Linked DNA regions of Homo sapiens: region 1 is linked to region 2. The links are chromatin contacts, found by Hi-C in ENCODE. All regions are on one chromosome and are shown on one strand. Each heading gives the region's core, a stretch centred on a gene start or an enhancer-like site at or near the end of the contact. The rest is flanking DNA. Distances are from core to core; before and after follow the strand shown. Region 1 overlaps GALNT10 (polypeptide N-acetylgalactosaminyltransferase 10). Region 2 holds the start of GRIA1 (glutamate ionotropic receptor AMPA type subunit 1).

What was found. Hi-C counts contacts between places; a loop is a spot of excess contacts on that map. Pooled maps may share reads with other maps.
Region 1: a map with no recorded cell type shows a loop between it and region 2 (4-fold over the local background). The contact joins the enhancer-like site here to the promoter of GRIA1 in region 2. A Hi-C loop is called at or near these places in 3 of 37 single-sample maps with no recorded cell type and 4 of 50 pooled maps.

Annotation. Positions count from the first base shown.
Region 1 is chr5:154,380,949-154,387,692 of GRCh38, forward strand. It overlaps GALNT10 (polypeptide N-acetylgalactosaminyltransferase 10), which reads left to right. Exons shown (of 12, transcript NM_198321.4): 7 at 5,365-5,482. Among named protein-coding and RNA genes, the nearest start is that of MIR1294, 37 kb to the left of the region's middle. RefSeq lists an enhancer at 3,907-4,056. Within about 2 kb of position 4,328, at least 6 of the 41 ENCODE cell types and tissues checked have a DNase peak (open chromatin) inside an H3K27ac peak, as active enhancers do.
Region 2 is chr5:153,489,140-153,496,189 of GRCh38, forward strand. GRIA1 (glutamate ionotropic receptor AMPA type subunit 1) reads left to right here and starts at 1,531. Exons shown (of 16, transcript NM_000827.4): 1 at 1,531-1,831; 2 at 4,789-4,926. The coding sequence starts at 1,750.

The sequences.
Region 1 (6,744 bases), core at 3,078-5,577, 890 kb after region 2:
CACCAAGTGCCCAGCCCAGTACTAAGCACATTACCCTCTGATCCAATTTAACCCCCTACAACTATATATGGTAAAAATTATTATCCATGTTTTCCAAATGGGGACACCAATGCTCCAAGAGGCTAAGTAATTTGCCCAGGTTACTAGGTACAAATGCAGGTCTGTCTGTCTGCCTCTGGAGCCAATTTTCCCATCGTACTGCTATACCCACTTGGAAGTGTAAGGAAAATAGCAGTTTGTCCCACAGCAGAAGTTTGCAGGCTAGGGGAGGGTGATGGGCTGGACTCACAGCATCCTAGAATGTGAAGGCTGGAAGGAACCTACCAGTGAAGAACTCAGCCCCTTGCAGATGAGGGACTAAGGCTCCAGAAGGAGGAGCTCTGTGAGTGGCTAAGACAGAAATAGAGCCCAGCCCCTCTCTGGTGCTCCAAGCTCTGGAAGGGGCTTCTCCCCAACAGTAGGCTCACTGTCCCTGCAGCTGTCCTGTGAGCTGTTCCAGTTCTCCTGCGACACGTGTGGAAAAGATCTCTGGATACAAAGCCGAAGCCCAAGCTCTCCCGCTGTATTAGTTTCCTATAGCTGCTGTGATAAATTACTATAAACTTAGAAGGTTAAAACAACACAAATTTATGCTTAAAACTCTGGAGGTCAGAAGCCTGAAATGAGTCTTACTGGGCTAAAATCATAGTGTCGGCAGGGCTGCATTCCCTCTGGATGCCTTGGGAAGAATCCATTTCCCTACCTTTCCTGGCTTCTAGAGGATGCTTACATTCCTTGGCTCATGGCCCCTGCCTCCAACTTTAAAGCCAGAAGGATAGAATCTTCAGATCTCTGTTTCCTTCTCCTTGCTTTCCTTCATACCTCTGCTTCCTTCATCACATCTCCTTCTGACTCTGACTTTCCTGCCTCCTTCTTTCACTTATAAGCCCTGTGATTACATTAATGATATGTGATTCCATCAGGCTCGCCAAGATAACCTCCCCACCACAAGATCCTTAACCTTAATCACATCTGCGAAGTCTCTTTTGCCACATAAGGTAACATATTCACAGGTTCCGGAGATTCAGACACTGCCATAACTGGGGAGTCGTACCTCTCACCACAGTTTGGCCTTCAGTGAACCACATTTCTCTATGCCTTACTCTCCCCATCTGAGAAGCAGGACTGTTGGAAGCTCAGCCATCTTCATGGGCATGGTGCATACCCAGGGCTCCTGAGAGGAACCCCTAACACTATGAGCCCCAGGGCAGGCTCAGAGGTAGAAAGAGTTGGGTTCTTTGAGGAAATGAAAGGTGGCCAGGACAATGGACCAGCCTGAGCCAAGAGTGGAGAGCAAGAATGGATTCCATGTCTCCAGCAGCAGGTCAAACATTTGTGGTCTTCTCTTGGCCTCTTGAACACAGTTGATCACTACTATTAGATCCCTTCCTGGTCCAAAGATATGATTTAGCCATGATCACATTATGCAGTCTGCCCCACCTTCTGTGTACCTCAGAATCAATCCTCAGTTGACCTAAATCCTTGTAGAATAATACCAACACCAGGAGTAACTAACATTTGGCCTGTGTTGGCAAAGCAATTTCTACTGACCATTATTGTGCATGATCCTTATAATAATGTAGGATCCTCAGGTCTAGGTAGAATTACCCTCATTTGACTGATGGAGGCCTTGAGGTTCAGAGAGGAAACAAGACTTGTCCTAGTTGACATGACTGCAGAAGCTGAGGTTAGAATAGGCTGCTCCAGAAAATGGAATTTTCAGGGTAACCAAGGGGGTAATTAGAACCTCCTTTATTGTTTGAACCTTTGCAATGAGCAGACTCATTGAAAGGTACTTAAGGACAGGTCTTGGCCCATCGTTATCCTCATTGCACAGTAAGGAAAGGCTAAGACCAGGTCATACAGCTGGCTAGTAGCAAAGGCCCAGCTAGTGTCTTCTGGGGCTTCAGTCTCCTCATCTGGATATTGAAGTGATTGGCCTCACCAGAGAGCACTGGCTCTTGACCCTAGCCACACATTGACATCACCTGGGGAGCTTGTAAAAACACAAAGGCTTCCCTCAAGAGCAGTTACACTGGAGTCTGGGGGTGGGATGCAGGTATCATCATTTTTTAAAGCTCCCAGGTGATGCTTATGTGTGGCCATGGTTGGCAGTCACTGGTGTAGATGCTTTCTGAAGGGCCCTCCATCCTCTCCCATGATTCCTTCCAGAAGTCTCTCTTCTGCTTTTTACTTGGACAGAACCCTAGGAAGTGGCCACTAGAGAAATTCTGGTCATTTTCTGTACAGCTTCCCACCTTCCCACTTGATGGTAGAGTGCCCAGCAAGTGGGCAATCTACAGGCACAGCATGGTGCAAGGATGTTTAAAAGACATGGTTTCAGTGGCAGACCCCACTTTCAGTAATAGCTTATCCACTCACTATGAGCAGATTATTTAACATTTCTGATTTTCAAATATCTCCGTCTGTAAAGGAGACTAATATTAGAGCTTTGTGAGAGCTGGAGATGGTGTCAGTAAAGTAAGTAGCACACACTGGACACTCAGAATTGTTACTAGTATTGCCAAACACAGCAGAAACCAGAACAGGCTGGGCAGAGAGGCCTCTCTCTGGAGGCAAAGCCTCGAGCATCCCAAATGCCTTAGAGCTGATATCCTGCCTATTCCATGCAGCCCCTCAGCCCCGGCCCCTGCTTTGACCGAGGCTGATTTTCATGTGCAAAGCCTTGAGTTCAGTCTCCCATGAAGCACCAAGTCAGAAACACTGTCAGCCTTTCCAAGCGGTAGATTTGTGGCTCCAGCCAAAAAAAACCAGGACCCCCTCAATCTCCAGAAGACAAAGGGGAGCCAATACTAATAACACCTTATTTTCTTATAGTACTGGGTACTTTTAGAAATATTCTAGCTGTATTAATCCATTCTCACACTGCTATAAAGAACTGCCTGAGACTGGGTAATTTATAAAGAAAAGAAGTTCAACTGACTCACAGTTCCACATGGCTGGGGAGGCCTCAAGAAACTTACAGTCATGGCAGAGGGGGAAGCAAACACATCCTTCTTCACAAGGCGGCAGGAGAGAGAAGTGCTGAGCAAAGAGGAAAAAGCCCCTTATAAAACCATCAGATCTCATGAGAACTCACTCACTATCATGAGAACAGCAGCATGGGGGTAACTGCCCCCATGATTCCATTACCTCCCACCAGGTCTCTCCTATGACACCTGGGGATTACGGTAACTACAGTTCAAGATAAGATTTGGGTGGGGACGTAGCCAACCGTATCACTAGCAACGTGGGATAGGAAGTATAGCTATCACTCCATTGTTTAGATGGGGAATAGGGCTCAAAGAGGTTAAATCAGCACTGTCCAATATAATACAAGCTGCATATGTGATATTATTTTCTAAGGTAAAGAGAAACAGGTAAAATTCATCTTAATAATGTATCTTATTTAAACCAGTATACCTCAAATATTATCGTTTTAACATGTAACCAACACTTTAAAATTATTAATGAGTTCTTTCATACTCTTTTCATCCTAAGTCTTGGAAATCTGGTGTGTATCTCACACTCACAGCACATGTCAGTTCATACCAGTCACATTTTAAGTGCAGAGTCATCACCTGTGGCCAGTGGCTTCCTTCCTGGGTAGCACAGGGTTAATGGTTAAACGCTGCATCTCAGGTCACACAGCAGGTTAAGGAAAGCAGAAATGAGAGTGAGGGTTCCGAATTTCTCACGCCCTGTTCTTTGCATGCATCACCTGCTTCTCGAGTGTTCCTGCCTGCCTGGAGGCAGTATATTGTGGTGGCGAGGGGTGTGAACTGTGGCTTAGATTAGAGATTCACATCCCAGCAGTGCTGCTTTTTAGCCATGGGGCCTTGAGCAAGTTCCCTGTCTGCACTCCAGTTTTACATGTGTAAAATGGTGATGATAATGAGGCCTGCCACATGAGGTCGAGGTGAAGAGTAAATTCATTTTATTAATAAATTAGCTCCGTACAGCACCCGGCATATTCAAGCCCTCAGTAAATATTCAGGGGCTCCCCTTTTAAAGGAGTCCTGCCTGTGCTGTAAAGGCTCATCTGCTACTGGAAGGAGGAGCTGCTTGGGCAGCTTTTGGGTTGACTAAGAGCTTATTCGATCAGCCTACTTCCCATGAGCTTGCACTTCCAGGGACCAGGAGGGGGAATGGAGGTTGCTGCTGGAATGTTTGGATTTGAGGGTTTGGAGTTTTCCAGTGCATCCAGACAAGGATGCAGCCACTCTGATAGCTTTTCACACAGCAAACGCTGGTTGGCCCCTACCAGGTGCCAGTCTTGTGCGAGATACCCTGGGGGACGCTGACAGTCAGCAGCATGACGTTTCCTCACTTAGCACGGTGCCAGGCGGACTTCCTGTTCCCGTGGGTACTGCATGATTTGTCGTCTCTGTGTCCTTGCTGACGTTTTATCCTCCCCTCAGTGCCTTTCCCTCTCCCAAATTTCCTCTTGTCCAAACCCACTTAAATGCCACCTCCCCTGAGCCTCATTCCTTGACCCTTGCCCCAGCCATCCTCCTTACCCCAAAAGCTGGAAACAGACACACTCCTTTCAGATTCCTGTAATGCTGTCTCTACCTCCCGGAGTCCCTTATGCACCCTCTGTCTTGAGGGGGCTGCCCCACTACACCAACATCTCCTGAAGGACTCTCATTGACCTCGAGATTCTTCCAGCACCTCCCTCACAACTGGCATGGGATGAACAAACTCATTAGAGAATGAATGAATGGAGTTAATCTTATCTCCCAGTTTAACTGAAAAGACAGAGACAGTGGCTTCTTCTGTAAACACCACAGCAGAACAAACGTCCATGCTGGCCTACTGAGTAATAGTTGTCAAAGGAGCATGTTCAAAAACACAGAGCCCTAGGCTGCCTCCCGCAAGGATTGTTTCAGCAGGTCTGAGGTGGGGCCCAGCGAGCTGTATATTTTTTCATCTCTCTAAGAGATTCTACAACACAGACAGGCTTGGAGAGACCCCCAACTTGGACCATTTAACTAGTGAGAGGACTAACATGTACATATTTATGATGCAGCTACAGGGCCCATGTGGACAAAGTACTGTGATTTCATTTCACAAGTACTCTTAGGTGTTAATTGTGTAAAGGAACTTCGGGTCCCATTTGGTTAAAATGTAGCTCTTATGAAAGGAAGTTGTAGGAAAGAAAGGGGGATGCCTGGAAGGGCCTTGGATTCCCTGGAAGACACTTGGACTGTGTTCAGGGAGCAGCATGGAACACCGCCGCTGGGGGAATGGCATTATCGGGCCACATGAGAGCATGTGGCCAGGACATCTGCACCTTCACACCATGTTCTTCTTCTCTGACAGGTCTCCCGTGATGGCCGGTGGACTGTTCGCCGTGGATCGGAAGTGGTTCTGGGAACTCGGCGGGTATGACCCAGGCTTGGAGATCTGGGGAGGGGAGCAGTATGAAATCTCCTTCAAGGTGAGCCAGCTCTCCAGACGCCCCGTTCTTGGCACAGCCTCCTGAGTGCCTGTCCCAGTAGGTGTCTCAGCTTCTGCCTGAGCTTGGAAAGACTGGAGGCCTCAGGGTTCTGTAGCCCTTCTGCCCATCAGGTGAAGAAGACAGGGGCTCATGGGCCACTCTTTGTTGTGGGGTGGGGGGGTGTGGGAGGGAAGGGGAGTACTCTCCAGCTGCCAAAGGCTGGTCCTCACCACAGCTCTGACTGGCATTTGCCTTGTGTCTTCTTAAGATGTTGGAATAAGGTCTTGCTTCTACTCAGATGGCAGGTCTGAGATTGAGATGTCCAGCAAATAAGCAGTGGGCCAGAGAAGCTAGGAAGGCCAAACAGGATACGTAGGCCTAGAGGAGTCCTCTCAGTCACCCCAAGTTTTCCCTTTGTACCTGTTGCTCTAGGAGTTTGACAAAGACCAGTGAGCATAAGCTCCAGTTGTAAAGTTACAAAGGCCTGGATTCAGATCCCAGCTCCATCATCAGGAGCTATCTGACTTTGGGCAAGTTAGATCACCCCCCCGAGCTTTCTTTCCTCATCTGAAATAAGGGAATAATAATACTACCTAGCTTACAGAGCTATCGTGAAGATTAAATGAGATCATGTCTAGAAAGTGCTTAGCATACAACCTGGGAACATGACCAGCAATTAATAATTGGTAGAAATTGTTAAAGTTTCGGTGAGTAAATATTTACTGTAACCTACTTGACCAGCCTATGGACTCTGGAAGCTTTCTGACAGTAGTGGTAAAGGAGTTACTAGTTAACTAATAACTAATTAAGCACCCAAACTTCCAAGGCTACATTCTCCACTTTATTTGTGGGAGTCTGTCTTGTTCTCAAGTGAAAGCTTGGACCTTCTGAGGGGAGGGTTAGCTTGTCCCATGCCCTTGTGGCCTGTCAGAGTCAGCTTCTAACAGCTTAGACCCCTGGCTAAGGCATATCCCCAGCCCACAAGGGACAGATAGCACCATTACTGATCTGACCCCTGTGAACACACAACTCTGATGCCCCCTCATCGGGCCTCAACTTTCAGTGCAAAGGACCATTGTCAGGCACAGTGAATTAAGGCTTTGGTATTGGTGCCAGAGTGCCACGATCAGATCCTAGCTCTGCCGTGTCCTGCCAGCTGTGTGATCTTGGGCAAGGAATCCTCACCTCACTGAGCCTTGGTTTCTACTTCCATAAAGTGGGTTTAATGAAACGTTAATCCTCACAGAGTTGTTGAGAGGATT
Region 2 (7,050 bases), core at 281-2,780:
TGTGAAAGTGCATAGGAAATCACAAAGCATTTGACCTCCAAGTTGTTCCTATTTTGGGGCTTCATTGTACATGGTCAGATATTTTTTACAAATCCCAGTCCTTGTAGCTGTCACTCAAGTCCACATGATATACAGTCCTGGTGAGGGAAGTGAAGAGTCTGTGGATAAAATGGCCTATTCATATGGCAAAGCAAAATGGAGTCCAAAGTCTATTATTTCTTTCTTACTAAAGACAAAGTTGACTTTCCTTTTCCTGGATCATCTCCTGTTGGACAGGAGTCCTGGCCAGGGCAGTAAGTCAACTGGTAACGGCCAAAGCACTCAAGTTTGTAGGTTGTACTGTACATCTTAGTAGGTCTGTGTCTTTATGACTTAATCCCAGAAGTCTTATCTTTTTCATCTGTAAAACAGGGCTCATGGCCACTTTACAGGTTTGGAGTGAAGATAGATGGATAAAAATCTGTAAAGTTCCTTCAAAAACTGTATTCTGTGGCGGCTAGTGGCTGCTGCTTTGCATTTAACACTACTATCCTGAACACAGCTGATCTCTCTACAGGTTATTTCAGCAGAAGCCCTGGTCTAGGAGAGTCTATGAAGTTCCAGCTTACACCAGACATGACCAGCATCCAGAAAGACCTGAAAGAAGCTTGAATCCTCTCACTAGAATCCCTGCAAAATGACTCATGTAATTGCTCTGTGTAAGTATCCTTAGTCTTTATTGTACACCCACACGATTCTGATGCTATAGACTCCTGTGGAATGCAGGGAAAGAGAGAAGGGGGCCCATTTTAAATGCCTAGGATTGAAAAGAGACCACCGTTTCACTTGTAAAGGTAGACAGGGACTGTCAAATACCTGGTCAAAATACCTGCCAGTCACTCCAGATCCTCCCTTGTTTGTCTATCTGTCATTCCTTCCATTAGGAGAGAGAAAGCTTTTTTTTTTTTTTCCTTTAAATTTCCTAGGAGGGATTTCTAGGGTCTTTCCCTCAGGAATTAGTTGTAGGAATAATTGGGCCAGTGGAGTGCAGGAGATATATCCAGCGCAGCCCATGCACTCCTAGAAAAAGTGACCTAGATCAAGCAGCTGGTGGATTGAGGACTATTGTGGGGACCCCCTGCCACCTACTGACTTACAGCTGAACCCACATTCCCAGCAGCTTCAGCCTGGGGGCTGGGGGAGCGGGCAGACCGAGCTCAGAAAGGCAGGGGAGGGTAAAGAGGACTGTGGGGTTGCCCCTTTCAGGACCAAGTGCCACGTGTCACACACCCCCACCTCCACCTTTCTGCACACACAGAAAGGAGGATAAGGTGAGGATGGGAGGAAGGGGGAACAGGTAGGGAGGTCGGCTGTGGAACTCCAAGCTAGCTCGGTGGGTATTAGCATAGAGCTTGCTGCCTGTGTGAGTGTGAGGGGGAGAGCGAGAGAGAGCAAGGGAGGGAGAGAGAGGCAGGCTGCGAGGGGAGAGGAGAGGGAGTGGGGGAGCCAGCGCTCCAGCTAGCATGAGGACGGGCTTCTTTTCCCGTGCTCAGTTAATCTGGCTGTCAGTTGGTGTTAACGCTGCAGTTTAAGTGTTCGGATTCCAAGGGAAACAGACAAACCTCACGAAAGGAAGGAAGCAAGCAAGCAAGGAAGGAACTGCAGGAGGAAAAGAACAGGCAGAACAGCGAGAAGAATAAAGGGAAAGGGGGGGAAACACCAAATCTATGATTGGACCTGGGCTTCTTTTTCGCCAATGCAAAAAGGAATATGCAGCACATTTTTGCCTTCTTCTGCACCGGTTTCCTAGGCGCGGTAGTAGGTGCCAATTTCCCCAACAATATCCAGATCGGTGAGTGAGGGGGCAGCCTGGGGAGGGACTTTCTGGGTCTGGCCAGGGATTTTTTTGGGGATAGGGGTTGTGTACCCCCTCCCCGGTACTGACTGTTTTGCTTGGCTCCCTAAAGCTGTGCTGCGGTAACAGAAGGGAGACTTGGGCTTACAGCCAGAGGAGGGGGCTTCTCCTGATCGGATGAGGGGCAGAGGGGAAGTGTTCACACACGCACACATACCCTACTCGCACTCCAGGCAAGAGCATGTGAAATGGAGGAACCATCGCTTTGGAGGAAAAAAAAAATCAGGCTGGAAAGGGTGGTGGGTGTTTAAGGAGTTAACTCTATTGCTTGGTAGATGGTGCTTGATTCCATTTTTAATGTAAGTATGTATGGTGTGTGTGTTTTCACGTGTGTGATTATATATTACATATGCACATATATATGTAATTGAAGGAGGCAGTGCTTTCTCTGCTGGGGGACAGAAAAGAGACCCTCGAGAAGAAGGAGTGAGGGGTGCTGGGTATATTGCAGCCACTGAAATAATGCCAGAAGGCCCCCACTCCAAGGCGGGTAGGCTCCCTCTCCTGTTCTGGACTCCTCCAGCTGCCTTCTCTTTGCTGTCTGCCATGCTGCGCTGGTGGTCTCCACTCCCCCGATCCTGGAACTTCCTCGCCTGCCTTTTCTCCGTTCCTTCCTTGCCCCCTCCTCTTAGATTTCCTATCCACAGAGGTCTACCTTTTACACACACAAACACACACACGTACACATGCTCCTTTCTCCTCCTGTTGGCTCTCCATTATCCTTGTTACTGGGCTCCATCCTCTCAACTTGGAGGCAGGTTTCAACATGCTGCATGCTTTTTTTGTTCCCCATTTCCCCTTCTTAGTTGTTACACTTCTCAAAGGCCCCGCCACCCTCCCTGTATTTCTGAGGGGACTGACAGATATTGCTACTCCTGATAATCATGAGGGAAAGCAAAACAAACAGAAGCAATAACACCAATCACAAAGCATGTCCACAAGGGCTTGGGGCTTCCGTGTGACCAGCATGTCAGTGTCGTTTGTGTCCCGGAATGAAGCAAGCTGCTGTGTTTGGAAGCATCTTCGTTGGTTTGGTTTCTAGTCTCTCTCCCCTGGTAGGGAGATAGCTCCACTAGGGAAAGTTCGCATTGCTGGGAGTTTGTGCTCTTTTGTGAGTGTGTGTTTGAGGGGGGATGTGGTGCAATTGATATTTTGTCGGGCATACATGTGCTGCAGTACCCATCTCTTTCAGCCTCTCCAGCTAGCTGGCGGCTTGGAGTGGCCATGGAGTAACTTGCTTTGTTTCCTGACACCTGTTAAGCTACATCCTGAAGTGTGTACGTATCTGTGTGTTAGTGCCTAACACGCAAAACTTCCTGCCTTCAGGGGAGACACTTCCCTTGTAGCCCAGCCCGTAGCCTTCTACTCCTCAACCTCCCATCCTTTCTCTTTCATTCATTGCAGAGGAGGAGAAAGGGGACAGGGAAGTGTTTGGGGTGTGGTCATCTGGGGGGAAGGGGGAGCATCATAATCAAGAATTTTTTTTGTTTTCATTCTTTAAAATGGGAGCACTTGTACATGTGGAAATCACTGGCTCTTACATGTGGCATTGTTTACATTTGTGCTTATATACTACCTATCCTTTGTGGCTTGGAAGTGTTTGTCTAGTATATTTGTGTATATAGTAAATGGTATAAATGCATGAGGATGTTTCATGTATGTGCTATGTTTTCTCATGTATCTCTGCATATTTTTAAAATTATATTTAGCCCTAACTTGGTTGTTCAACTGATAAAGCCATTGCTACTGTTTTCAAAAAAAAAAGAGATTGAAGCATTAAATTGTAGAACAAAATGCTGAAAATATCACTGCCATCAGGTAGTACTTGATTCTATTTGTGTGATCTGTAACAAAAGGCTTGCAATCCATTTATTGGTTCTTAAAAACAGACACCCACTCTACAAGAAGTTAGAAGTGCATTATGTTTGGACTGTGATTACTGTCAGATTTGAGATAAACTTCTATGTAAACATCATTATAGTTCAGTCTCTAGAAATGGCTGATTTTAATTCACAGAAATGTAATTGATTTACATGTTGACAGTAAATACAAAGGTAAGCCATGGACTCTTGTTTCTCGGAACAGGCATCCCATCAGGCACCTTTACTATACCTTTTACTAGAATAGAATGTTTGTATCCTCTTGAGATGCCTAAGATCCCACATCTTTGAAGCACAAGGTTCCACCATGCAAACACACAATGGCAATCCCTTATGTAACAAGTCATTCCTAGGTAACTGGGATCATGTGTGGTGAAAGAGTAAGCAAAACATTGTTTGCAGAAAAGCAAGAGTTTTTAGAGAAAATGAATAATAAACCTTAGGGGCAATAGAATAGTTAAATTGCATGCAGGTCTTGCTAGGCCAAAGACTAAAAACTGTCCATGTAAACAGTTATAGTAGTGGAGAAGCCCACAGGGTCCCAGAGCTAGATTTCAATCACCCTGCAGCACTGATTAGTACCTACTTCCCGTAAGGCTCTCTGGTGAGAGATGAGGCTGATGTAAGAAAAATTAGACATGACTAGAGGGTGAGGGGGCTTATGTGTATGTTTATATAAGAGAATAGCAGCTCCTAGGTGGTTTGCACAAGGGAGGAAGAAGAGAAATGGCACAAGTCTCCTGTTTTCTCTGACTTTAGCTGAGTTGAGGGGTACACAATCAAATGTTTGAGCAAAGTAATAGATATTAGAGGCCCATGTCACAAAAAAGCTCATCTGTAGGAGTTTAAGTTTCAGTGTCCAGTTAAGCCTATTTGAACTCTCATCTCTACCACTCAAGGCTACAGCTAGTGAGTTTGGCATGGGGAGAAGAAAAGGACTCATCTGGAGTGAGTCGTGAGGAACTAAAACCTGTCTCTAGCCCATATACCATGTTGCATTTTCTTTTCTCATAGGGGGATTATTTCCAAACCAGCAGTCACAGGAACATGCTGCTTTTAGATTTGCTTTGTCGCAACTCACAGAGCCCCCGAAGCTGCTCCCCCAGATTGATATTGTGAACATCAGCGACAGCTTTGAGATGACCTATAGATGTAAGTAATTGCTTCTATTTCTGAGATGTCTTTCTGCGCTAGACCAATGAAAGGAGGGCCTGTGGGTAGGTGGTGGTGTTGCAAAAATGACTTCAGTTGCCATTCGTCTTTGTAAGAGAAAGCCCTCCAAGAAAAATTTCTAGAGGCTTCTGAGTGATTCCAGCAGTTGGCATTTTAGCCCCTGCAATGCTTCATGTAATGGATTTGCTTTTTCACTGTCAGCTAACTTTAATGCCAGCACGATGGGTGCTTGGGTTGACTGCATCTTCCCTACCTTGCAGAGGTTTTCTGGCACAGCTGAGAGAGTTTTACACATACGAATCTTCTGAGAGGCATAGAATTAAGGGTCCTGAGTTTGTGAAAATGTGGTTTAAAGTGCTTAAGGCATTTCCTATCTACATGTTAAATGGACAGAATGTAGCTTGATAAGAAATAATAGCTGAGAAGTTGTACACATCTGGTTCTTCATTTTCGGAAGTGACCAATAATTAAAACTTGGTGCCTTGGTCATTTTAAAAATAGCTTGAGGAAATTGGTTGTTTAAGGCACAGTTTGTAGGATGGTCATTGAGCATCAAACAGAACAAAGGTGGCCTCAAGAAGAAGGGATAGATAAATCTCTGACATCTGAATTGAATGCATTGTAAAATGTGGGCAACAAACACCATTCTGAGTTTTCCTGGCAACTAGGAATGAAAAGGAAGCCTGTGCTCACATGATTGGCTTTTCATGACAGATGAAAGCATAAAAATTAATCAGGAAACATATTTTCCCTTCAGGGATTAAGCTCAAGTAAAAATTTATGGCAGGGAAATGTGAGCTGAATTCACAAGAACAATTTGAGACCCCAAACTGGATTGAATTGGCACGATAGTCTTGGTGTGTCACTATTGACTTGGTGACTTCTGCTGAGCTGTCTCTGGTGGAAGTCATGGACCATATTTCCTTTGTGTCTTTCTCATAGTCCCACTGGTGAGTTCTCAATGATTTGAATAGGCTATGCTTTGAAGTCTCAAAATGAGAAGTCAGAATTCTTTCTATCCCAAAGACCACTCCTAAAATAATGTTGTTACAAATTCCAAGAACTATAATTATAGCAGATTTCATTTATTGAGAACTTACTGTGCATCAGAACTATGATAAATACTTTATAGTCATTTATAGTCACATTCATTACCATGTATTAAGCACTGACTACAGCCCATGTAATGCACTAATTGCTTTTTATGTGTTAGCTCATTTAATCCTCACAGGAGCTTTGCAGAGTACTAGACATTATCTTCCTTTTAGAGATGAGAAAACTGAGGCTACAACAGATTATATAACTTGCCCAAGGTTACTCAGGAAGCAAATGGTGGTTTTGAGACCTGAAGGTCCATGTTCCTGGATACTGTGACAGATACACTGATTCTTATGGTACCCTAATCAACTAGTGGGATTACCCAAGAAATGAAAGGGAATTTTCAGGGTCTTGTAAGGCAGAGGTCTAATAAAGTACCTAAGGAGAAAAACTTACAGTGTTTCAAACTGTAGCTATGATTTGCACAGGACTGGTCCATTGAATAAATAAAATAGCAATTCTTCATTTTGGTAATGCTGAGGTTGAAAATCTTATCTACTGTGTTACTCACTACCCTTAAAAAAATAGCTGAAGTTTAATTGCTGAATTTTAGTTCTATGAAACTATCTTTCTGGGAATCTAGAATAATACTGAGTAGCTATTTTGCTATTAGATAACCTTTCTTTACTTTTTAATGTGGCTTTGATTAGGGTCTTTGGAAGGGGCATTTGGTTGGGGGCATCAGTGTACCTATAAATGTTTAAACGCATATACATGTGCTAATTTATTTCCTGGAGCAGGGCTCCATAGCTTTTGTCATACTTTATAGCTTTTGTATTACTTGCATAGAGAATCAAGAATAAATAGCTGGTGTGTGTATTCACTCATGCTGCTGAGAAATATCTACAGCAGGTTTTGGTTGAAAGAGATGTGAACTGCTCTCCTAGTAGTGTCAAGATGTTGACTGGCACAGCAAGAAAATAAAAGACAAAAATAGGAGAAAAGGTTCTAAGGCAAAAGGTGGTGCTTCTGTCTTGTTATCTCAGCAACCTAAGACTTGATCTC